2 separate regions of the Mus musculus genome follow, and region 1 is linked to region 2. Evidence: chromatin contacts called from ENCODE POLR2A ChIA-PET data. All regions are on one chromosome and are shown on one strand. Each heading gives the region's core, a stretch centred on a gene start or an enhancer-like site at or near the end of the contact. The rest is flanking DNA. Distances are from core to core; before and after follow the strand shown.

Region 1 (5,155 bases), core at 2,147-4,646, 100 kb before region 2:
TCTTTGGATGATGGTGATACTGGAGACTGGCCTCTCAGCCCCTCTACTGAGGCTTCCCAGGGCAGCGGAGTGACTGAACAGACTCAGCACTCTAGCTTAAAGTAATTATACTCTTTGTGCACTAAGCTGGCCTGCAGAGGTGAGCCTACCTGGTAGGCAGAGCAGGGTCCCACACTCTGTCTCCAGGCATCTCTAAGGAGCCTCTTCTCCCTGTGCCTGACTTTGTCTGTCTTCCCTTAAGCCCAAGAAGGGAAAAAGCTGACCAGTTCTCCTACAGGGATTCCCCAAGTAACCAGGCCCATGGGATCTCCCTGGTTTCCAACCTTCTGGATACACAGAGTCCCTCAGAGTCCTGGCCCCTCTTACCAGGCTGCAGTCCACACCATTGGTGATGGTATGCCTTCGACGCTCGCCTCGGGCCCGTGGAGCCTGCCGGGCTTCACCTGTGCCCTTGCCCAGGGTCTTACAGGCTGCTGCACCTGTAACAGACAGTCGGGGACATAGCTTAACTCTGGGCAAGCCTAATGGCCTCATAATCTCATCCTGGCTCCCCAGCCCTTCCAGAATCCTCCAGCTAACTGCGACAGTACAAACCCCAGGGACCAGGCCTGTGCAGGGAACCTCAGTCAGTACTGATTCCTGAGTGTGCTTTTGCTTTCTCTGTTGACTTTGTGCCTAGTTAGGACTTGGAATCCTCTTGCCTGCCCTGAGAGGTTGGGGGTGGGGGTGGGGGAGGCAGGAAGCAGGGGCAGGGAGTCACCCAGTGCCTGACAAAACATATCAGATACATATATCAAGAGTATCAAAGAGGGAAGGGCAAGAGACGAAATGGATAGGCCCTGGTGTGGTGACCCACAGCTTTTGAACTTCCCTTGGGCTCTCCAACCCTATCTGTGGCATCAGGGTCACCCCCGAGGCTAAGCCATCCGAGTGAGTGACAGAGATACAATATTTGGCTCAGATGTGCAAGACAGAGACTCTAGCTCCAAGCAGGCCCCAAAGTTCCTGTCCCATCCTGCTGTGCTGAGTGGTCTGCAGGTTCAGGGTGAGGCAATGAGAGCTACAAAGGAGGCTGCCTCCAGAGGGTGGGGCCAGAGCAGGTACTGGCACTGAGTTCTAGGAAGGACCTGGAACGTTTGCACAGAAAAGAGGCATATACCGTAGAACTGGGCATTTGAGGTCATATGTGCTCATAGGGAGCTAAAGTGGTTCAGCAAGTATACCAACATCCTTATCTGGACCTTGGCTGACCTATAAAAAAGTTAGAGCTAGAGCCTGGCTTTAGGTTTACAGAGCAATGGCTAAATATTGCCCAGTCATGGGCCCTGAGCACATGGCTTTCAGAGGGGTAACTGACTCAGGGCCACACAAGGTAAAACAGATCTGTACCACAGACAAACCCGGACCCTGTCCATTATATACAGTCCCATGCCAGGGCTGACTTCACACTCACAGCCACCAAGATAACCAGCTATGCCTAGAAGCTTCCCCTTCCACAAGAACAGGGAGTCAAGGCTTGAACCGCAAGTAGAGCCCAGTCTCTCTCTGTCTCTGTCCCTCTGTGTACTAAAATGAACTGGCAGCTGCCATGAGTGGGCAGCCCTGACAGGGCAGTGCACAGGATAAATGGGGAACAGGGTTGGAAGAGGGGCTTAGATTCCTGAGAACCTGCCTCCAGGCTCAGGCATAATGCAGGTCCTGTTCTCAAGGCAGACAGGGGGCTATTCAACAGTCTCCTGTCCCAGCCAACTAGACCGGAAGGAGGGAGAGAAGCCTGCTGGATTCCCCAGAGACTTTGGTCTGTGTCTGGCAGTGTATCTGCAGCAGCACAGCACAGCAGGTGCTGTGGGACACACACACACACACACACACACACACACACACACACACACACCATCATACATACACCCAACCTTCTTCAGCACTTGTGCTAGGTGCTCCTGTGCTGCCTCCTCTGCCTCCTGGGTGGAGAAGCAGGCCGGGTTGTCTCTGCAGGGTGTCACACTGAGAAGAGCCTTCAGGACAGGTTAGGGCATGAGAGCATGAGCACTTTTAAGAAGAAACGTTCACAAGCAGCCACGCAGAAATGAAGATGAAGACCCAGATGTCCCCAGGTCTAGAGCAGGTACAGCAGGCTGATGCCTTCTCTCACGGCCACAGACGCTCCAATGCCTAGCTCAGGTTTGAGACAGACTGGGCGTCTCCTGAGTTATCAGTCACTTATCAGCCCTTGGCCCTGGTATCGGGCCTCTGCCCTTACCTCAGCACTTAGGCACAGGCCAAAGCCCCTTTCCACCCAGGTGGCCCCAACCTTCCTTAAGAGGCTGCTCACAGTCGTCCCCATCTCCACCCCTCTGACAAGACCCTGTGGGTCTCCAGTTTCTAGCACAAGTCCCTGGAATTACGAGGTGTGACTAGGGACCCAAACTCACCCAAATCCGCGCTGGGGATTTGCTCCAGCGCCTTGCTCAGGGGCCGCTCGGTCTCTGTGGGGCAGGACGCCGCCTCCACCGGGACACATAACAGCTCAGGGTTCCGGGAGGTGCCACTGGGGCCACCAGAAGCAGGGCACGCACTCAGAGGCAGAGGCTTTCTCTCCAGGACAGTCCGCGGCTCATCGGCCGGTGCGAACATCAGGCGCTGCTGCAGGGACGACTGGTCCCCAGGCCGGGCCGCGACGCGTGCCTGATCCCGCTGGCCGCCGTCGGCTTTCAGCAGCGAGGTGCGCAAGCCCGCTACGAAACGCTCGAAGGTCAGGTAGCCATTGGCCGGGGCCACCTGGCGCAGGCCCTCGAGCACGCCGCACGGCAGCTCGCGTGCGTCTGCACCTTGCCAGCGGGACTCGATCTCCCGCAGGTGCACGTAGCCGCGTTGCCGGTCGTCCAGGATGTCGAAGAGGGTGCGCAGGCTCTGGAGAAAGGCTCGCGGTAGCCCCTCTGTACTAGGAGCGGGCGCAGCGTGCGATAGGCGGCCACGCTCGGCCATCGCTGCCACGGCCATGGGCGCCCAGCTTCCACCCGCGTCGGTCCCCGCAAGACCAGATGGCAGAACCTGCAAGGCGGCGCGCGCTCCCCACGGCGACAATAGCTGCTGTTTTTGAATGAAGAGCTGGTCGCCGCCGCGTCAGCTTTCATTAATATTCTCAGCGGCTATTGGTCGAAACTGGCCCATCTGTTCCGGGATTGGCTCCGCAGCCACCAGTCCCAGTTTGATTTCTCCTGCACTAGGGGCGGGCGCCCACACCATCCGGCCCTTGGGAGACTTAACGAGAAACGGGTAGAACCAGCCAGAGTTCTTACCGCTGCTGCCCACGATCCCCCTGTCTCCACGTCCACCATCCCTCCTGCCTCGGTAGAGCCTTTTCTCTGGTTCATGTGCGCTCCGCCTTCCCAGGCACTTCTCTGAGGGGCGGAGCTTGGGGCCCTTCACGGATCTTGTACCCCAAGTAGCCTCACAAGTAAGGATAGAATGTCTAGCCCCTCCTGCTCACTTCGGTCCTTTACACTGAGGGTCCCCTGGGGCCAGGCGCCGATTGACTCTGGGGCTCCCTTCTCTTGCATTAAGAACGCCCCAAGAGGATTATAGGCTCCAGACAGTTGGGCGCTCTCCTTCACTGAGGCCTCTGTCCCAACAACTGCCAACTCTACCTTTGGTCCTTTGGGACAGTCTGTCTTGTCCTGCCAACTATAGGACAAAGCCAAGTTGTCTTCTGTCCCCAGATGCCCATCCGGTGACCAACTCCATTGGTGCTCTGGTCCTGGGACCCTGCTCTGGCCCTTTTTTTTTTTTTTTTTAGGAGACAGGGTTTCTCTGTGTAGCCCTGGCTGTCCTGGAACTCACTCTGTAGACCAGGCTGGCCTTGAACTCAGAGATCCATCTGCCTCTGCCTCCGGAATGCTGGGATTAAAGGCGTGCACCACCACGCCCGGCTATCTGGCCCTTTTAAGGGACATCTCTAGCTGTCAATCTGGCCCTCACAGCCCTGGCCTAGCTCTGCAGTGGGACCACTCGGCCCTTCTATCTAGGCCTTAGCCTGCTGCAGTCTTAACCCAGAAGCCCGTCTCAGGGCTGGCAGGAGCACCCCCTGGAGACCAGGGAGATCCTTAGGATGCCCCCCCCCTCCGCCAATTCATTTGCCTGTTCTCTATGCCTACACATGCTTACATTCCCAAACTCCTGGGTGTCACTGAGACAAATGTAGCCACTGAGAACAGCCCACCTGTTAACTGCTGCCTGCACTTTCTAAACACAGAGAGACCCTTCTGAATGCCTGCAGACAGACCCTTTAACTCAGAACTTCACTCCAGCTCATCTGGGAAAGCCTCTGGCAATAGGGCACGTGTCTCAAGTTGTGGAAGCAACTTCCCTGCCCAACTTCCCTGGTTCCACCTTTCTAGGAGTTGCTCATTCAAAATTGTTTTTGTTTGATTGTTTGTCTTGAGACAGGTTTTTTGTGACAGCATTTCTCTGTGTAGCCCTGGCTGTCCTGGAACTAACTCTGTAGACCAGACTGGCCTCGAACTCAGAAATCTGCCTGCCTCTGCCCCCCAAGTGCTGGGACTAAAGGTGTACTCTACCACACCCATCTCACCCAAAGTTGTGGCTCATTCATAGTAAGGTATTTTTAGTGGGCCCAGAGTTCCATGGACCTTAGCTACCCTTTTGGGGACAGACCTGGTCAAAGACCCTCTGATGTCTCATATTTTAATTACTTCTTGTCTTGCCTAGTCCTCAGGGTGTCCATCCATGCTCCCTTTCTTCCAGGCCCTGGGCTACATGAAGAGGGCTAACCTCTATTGATTATGTATTGATTGATTGCTATGAACCCTTCAGACTTAGCCCAGGCACCTGTTTCCTCTGCCCCTGCCCCCAAATCTTAAATGTTTTTACCTTACATGTCTGGCTGTAGTGACTGCTTACCATGAATTACTGCGATGTTTGGGAATAAAACTGAGCCATCCCAAGGCCTAGCATTGGTCTGAAGTATAGGCACTCAGTGGATAATAAGCATACAGGAATCTTTATTTGATGAGGGATAGTGCAAATGCCATATTGCAGGGAGGAACCATGCTAGGATGGGGCCTTGGGGGTTCCTGGAACAAATGCATAGCTAGGTACAGGAGTAACCACCTACAGAAAGTGAAACCAGCACTGC
Region 2 (4,719 bases), core at 1,089-3,588:
CAGTGTGTTCCCAGCTTCTGGAGAAGTTGGTCTGGTGGGGTTGTCCTGAAGGAACACTTTGCCAAGCCAACCAACCACTCTCTCTATCCACTGTGAAAGATCATTAGTGTGTGAGGTGTAATAACATTTAAAAGCTCCCTTCTGACTCAGTAACCACACACCTTTGGCAGGACCCTAGAGGTGCCCCAACCTGTGTGTAGAGGCCAGAAGTATCAAGTCTACACTCTACTGCCCAGGAGTTTCCAAGTTTACGACTCTAGGCCAAGACTGCTGGGACACCCACTTTAATCACTCCCCATCATGGCTAATATGCATCCACAGCAGATAGACTCTTGAAGAATGGGAAGTACGGAGTGAAGCAGAAACAAGGTCTATGGCTTCATGGGGCTGAACCTAGCTTCTTCACAATACAAACCATACCTCAACAGTATGGGCAACCAGAAGCATTCACTGGGACACCCTAGCTCCATGCTAGAGTGTACACTGGTTACAGGTTAATCCTGAAGGGAACTGTAGGCAATGGAAACTTGTAGGCAGTGGAAAGAAAAGGGTCTCGTAGGCCTGTCTTGCCACACCTACCTGAGGAAACTCGTTGTAGCTACCTCTGGTCCAGGATTTAAAATTTTTATTTTAAATGCACGACCTATTTAGTACATACGAGATTTGTTCTTGTCATCAGGATCCAGGACTGGCTTCTATAGACAGCACCAGGATAACCTCAACCATCACCACTCCTGGTCAACTTGCCTACTGTTTGGTATCAGGTCTACCACAACTCCACTTTTGCCTTTAACAAGAAACAGACCAGAGAGGTGATTCTCACCTTGTGAAACTCACGCAAAAAAGAGCGCTCATACTCTCCTCGGCAGCGGTCTTCCATCCTTTCCCGGGTCACCTGATGCAGGGTGGTTGTCACGGCCTCAGCACAAACCCGCTCCAGCAGACTGAGCCTATGCCTAGAAAAGATCCCCGCTCATGGAGAACCCACAACACACATCTGTCCCTTACCTAGGAGGGCTCTCCCCATAAAGATACTGCACACACACCCTATGCCTATGTCCAGGACAGTATAAACGTGATGAACAATAATCCCTGGTTACAAGTATGGGCAAAAAAGACATCGCCAGTTAGTCTATAAGCTCTATTGAGAGGTCTTTTGAATTCAGGACTAATGAAGCTTGCAGAGAAACCGCAGCATGGTTAGGAAGCAGTACTCACAGGACCTGGCTCAGCTGGTTGAACTGCTCCAGTGCCTGCCGGCACCAGCACTGCTGCTTGTCACTGCCACATCCTGCGCACAGAGGACTCTGCAAAAGTCGGTAGTACCTGCGGCGGGCATACCGGCTATCTAGCTCACCCTCTAGTTCCGGGTCTGTGCCCCCTTCTCCTTTTCTCTTGCTCTGCATATAGACTCTCAAGAAACGACCATAGAGGCGCTGGACCATCTCCTGGAATGTCCTAGGGGTGGAAAAAAACAGGACTCCCCGCAACATAGTGTGAACTTTCTCCCGAAGCCCCTGAGCTCCAGCGCCCATCAGCAAGCCCAGACGAGTCCATTTCTCTAGGAGTTCTAGGCTATGCAGATAGGGATCCAAGCGGCTTTCCAGCAGACCGAACGCATCCAGGAGCAGCCCAAGGCACTGGGGCTCATCGACAGAGTTTTCTCGCAGAGCGATGGCATTCCAGAACTCCGTGGCAATATTGCCTTGAAGGTCGTTCTGCAGCACTTCCACGAACCACTCCTCCAGGACAGAGTGCAGACCGTGTCCCCTCAGAACCTCCACCGCTGCACGAAGCTCTTCCTCCTTTGGTGGGACTGCACCGCTGGTCCGGGAAGACGCCTGGAGCACGGAAAACCGTGAGCAGAGGGGCGGAATAGGGGTAAAGGGAGAGGAGGGGCATGGAAAAACCCAGCAACCGAAGAGCTGCCAGGGAACCAAACAAATCAGGTAGCTGAGGAAGGAGGCAAGCCCACTACAGGCAGGCCACGGAGCTGTGAGGCCCCAAGGGTGGACCCCCTAAAGTATGCAAAGTCGCGGGAAATCTGCACAGGCCCGACAACCTTTCCCCGGCCTCACCAGCCCCAGCGCGGCCGGCGGCACCAGACCGGTGCTCACAGTATTCCAGGCAACCAAGAGCTCCTGTCCAGGCCTAGAGTCGCAGTCATCGGAGGCAATAATTGTCGCCGCCGCCGCCGCCGCCGCCGCCGCCGCCGCCACCGCCACACCCTCGGCCTCCATCACTGTCCACAAAACAGACCCGCCCAGTAGAGCGCACGGTGATGACGCAAGCGCGGACCTGTGGCGCAGCCGTGACGTTCACCAGCCCGCGCGCTTTGTGGGCAGTGCGCAGGTGCGGACTTAGCTGTGCAGGCGGCGGTTGAGGCTTCCGGACGCGGTGCAGACCATGACCCAACAGGGCGCGGCGCTGCAGAACTACAACAACGAGTTGGTCAAGTGTGAGCGTCGGGCACTGAAGGCCGCGGGCCGGGGCCGGCCGACCCACTCGGGAGGCTGCGTGGACATGCCTCACGAGCCCCGCTCTGCGGCCTGCCCCTCTGTCATTGCTGGTTGGGGTCGGAAGCTCACGAGTCCCCACCCACAGCTCTGTCTTCCCACCCACCCTAGGCATCGAGGAGTTGTGTCAGAAGCGAGAGGAGCTGTGCCGGCAGATCCAGCAAGAGGAGGACGAAAAGCAGCGGCTACAGAATGAGGTGAGGCAGCTCACGGAGAAGTTGGCCCGCGTCAACGAGAACCTGGCGCGCAAGATCGCCTCTCGCAACGAGTTTGACCGGACCATCGCAGAAACCGAGGCCGCCTACCTCAAGGTGGGGCTCTCAGATGTCTGTTGTGAGTGCCTTACTACCATCTGAGGCTAGGTAGGGCCCATTGTGGTTCAGAGGCTGTAGGTGGAACAGTGGGCTGTCTGTGGGTTCCAAAAGTGAGCATTGGTGTATTGGACAGAGTACACGGTGTGGGCCTGAATTAACCCAGCCTGGCTTTGCAGGGTGGAAGAGCTCTGGGACAGGTGCAGAAGGGAGGATGGTTTTACTCCATAACCAGTTGGCTACAGCACAGATGACCAAATTGAGATTTCCATCCTCCATTATTAGAGCCTGAGGCAATGGGACCTTCCTACCAGAGAAATAACATCCTTTTATTTCTCTGGCCCCAGATCCTGGAGAGCTCTCAGACTCTGCTTAGTGTACTCAAAAGAGAAGCTGGGAACCTGACTAAAGCCACAGCTTCAGACCAGAAGAGTAGTGGAGGCAAGGACAGCTGACGAGTGCCTGTTTCAGCCGTGGCCTATGGCTGCTTAGTCCTCAACATGTCTGTCCTAAAGCATCTTTGTTCTTCGTGGCCTCAGATGTCTTTTATCTCTGGTGCCCAGAGGGGCAATTTCTGACCTCCACCTGCCTAGACAAGAAAAGCCCTAGGACAGTCCAATGGAAGAGGTGTTCCCAGCTCCGTACTCACATGTGCTGTGGGGACCCTGAGCAGCTCCATGAGGGGCCTCTCTCTGAAGCTCCTGAATCCCTTTGGGCTACCAGGAATGTCCTGGTCCTGGTCTGAGTACTGTGGGAGCCCCTCACTTTGTCTCCCCAGCCACTAGGGCCCCAGGCCAGACATGTTGAAGAAAGAATCTTGACTCCAGAACCAAAACCTTAGGGCCCATCCCCATGGCCTCTGGTGTTTCAATAAAGGTTGTTTTGCAAGATCTGTGTCTGCTAGCTACCATATATCCTGTTGGTAAGAAGACCTGCAGTTTTTCCCTTTCTTATCTTCAAAACACAAAATGCTGAAAGTACTCACCTCACACAGGTCAGCCCTAGCCCTTAACTCTCTTTGCAAAGGTGCTGGTGTTTTCCCCAAGTCCAGAACACAAACCACTTTTCTGTGAGGGGCTTTGCTCTACGATGGTGCTCAATACAGAACCTGGCTCAGAGATAGAGACAGGGACAGTAAGTTCTGTTTGGTCCAATCTGCTGCTGCTGCTGTTAGGACCCATCTTCCAACCACATGTGTTGCTTACTTACTATTTCCATGTGCCCTATGACCCAGCCCTTTGTCACAGCTTCTGGGGAAAGTTTGGAAGTATTTGGTGACCAAAAAGATCCAGAAAACAGCTGTGGTAGTTTACACCTGTCATCCTTCGTTGAGGAAGAAGGATCGCCTTAAAATCAAGGCCATTCATGTCTGCATAGTAAACTGTAAACCAGACTGGGACATAGTATGAAACCCTTTCTTAAACAACAAAAAAAGTACCTATAAAGCTGGGCTTTTACTCTCTGAGAGAAACCTACTTCAACATTCTCCTTAGCTCTAGTCAAGCAGTGACAGGAAAAGAAGACACATTCGGTGCCTGCAGATGGCCTACACTGGCTGCCAAGGCCTCTGCGAACAGTTTCCAAGCAGGCAGCTCTGCATTCCCCTAGCCTTTTGGGAATCTCTGTTGCTATAGCCTTGTTACAGGCTTATACATCGGGAGGTATCCAAATCAAACATGAGAAAAGATCTCCAAAGTTCCATTTAGCCCCATTCCTGTGTGATACACGACTAGCTACTTTACTAGGCTCCTAGCCCTGTGCTGAATCCTGTCAATTATAACACTAACCTTCCTCCCTTCTGGCATCTAGACCCCTGAGTCATGGGAGTTGCAGAGCCCAGAGGTTAGGTCCACTTCCCACAGTACTAGCTCTGGGAGAGAGAGTAGTAGACT

The links. ChIA-PET counts read pairs that join two places held with the same protein, here RNA polymerase II (POLR2A).
Region 1: POLR2A ChIA-PET joins it to region 2 with 17 read pairs in embryonic stem cell. The contact joins the promoter of Sapcd2 here to the promoter of Ssna1 in region 2. POLR2A ChIA-PET finds 5 or more read pairs at or near these places in 3 of 5 experiments (Patski and embryonic stem cell).

Annotation. Positions count from the first base shown.
Region 1 is chr2:25,370,276-25,375,430 of GRCm38, reverse strand. Sapcd2 (suppressor APC domain containing 2) reads right to left here and starts at 3,396. Exons shown (of 7, transcript NM_001081085.2): 1 at 2,433-3,396; 2 at 1,914-2,015; 3 at 367-479. The coding sequence starts at 3,000.
Region 2 is chr2:25,270,037-25,274,755 of GRCm38, reverse strand. It overlaps Ssna1 (SS nuclear autoantigen 1), which reads left to right and starts at 2,338. Exons shown (of 3, transcript NM_023464.2): 1 at 2,338-2,458; 2 at 2,628-2,827; 3 at 3,175-3,717. The coding sequence starts at 2,407. The coding sequence ends at 3,282. It overlaps Anapc2 (anaphase promoting complex subunit 2), which reads right to left and starts at 2,290. Exons shown (of 13, transcript NM_175300.4): 1 at 2,079-2,290; 2 at 1,219-1,841; 3 at 824-956; 4 at 1-90. The coding sequence starts at 2,240.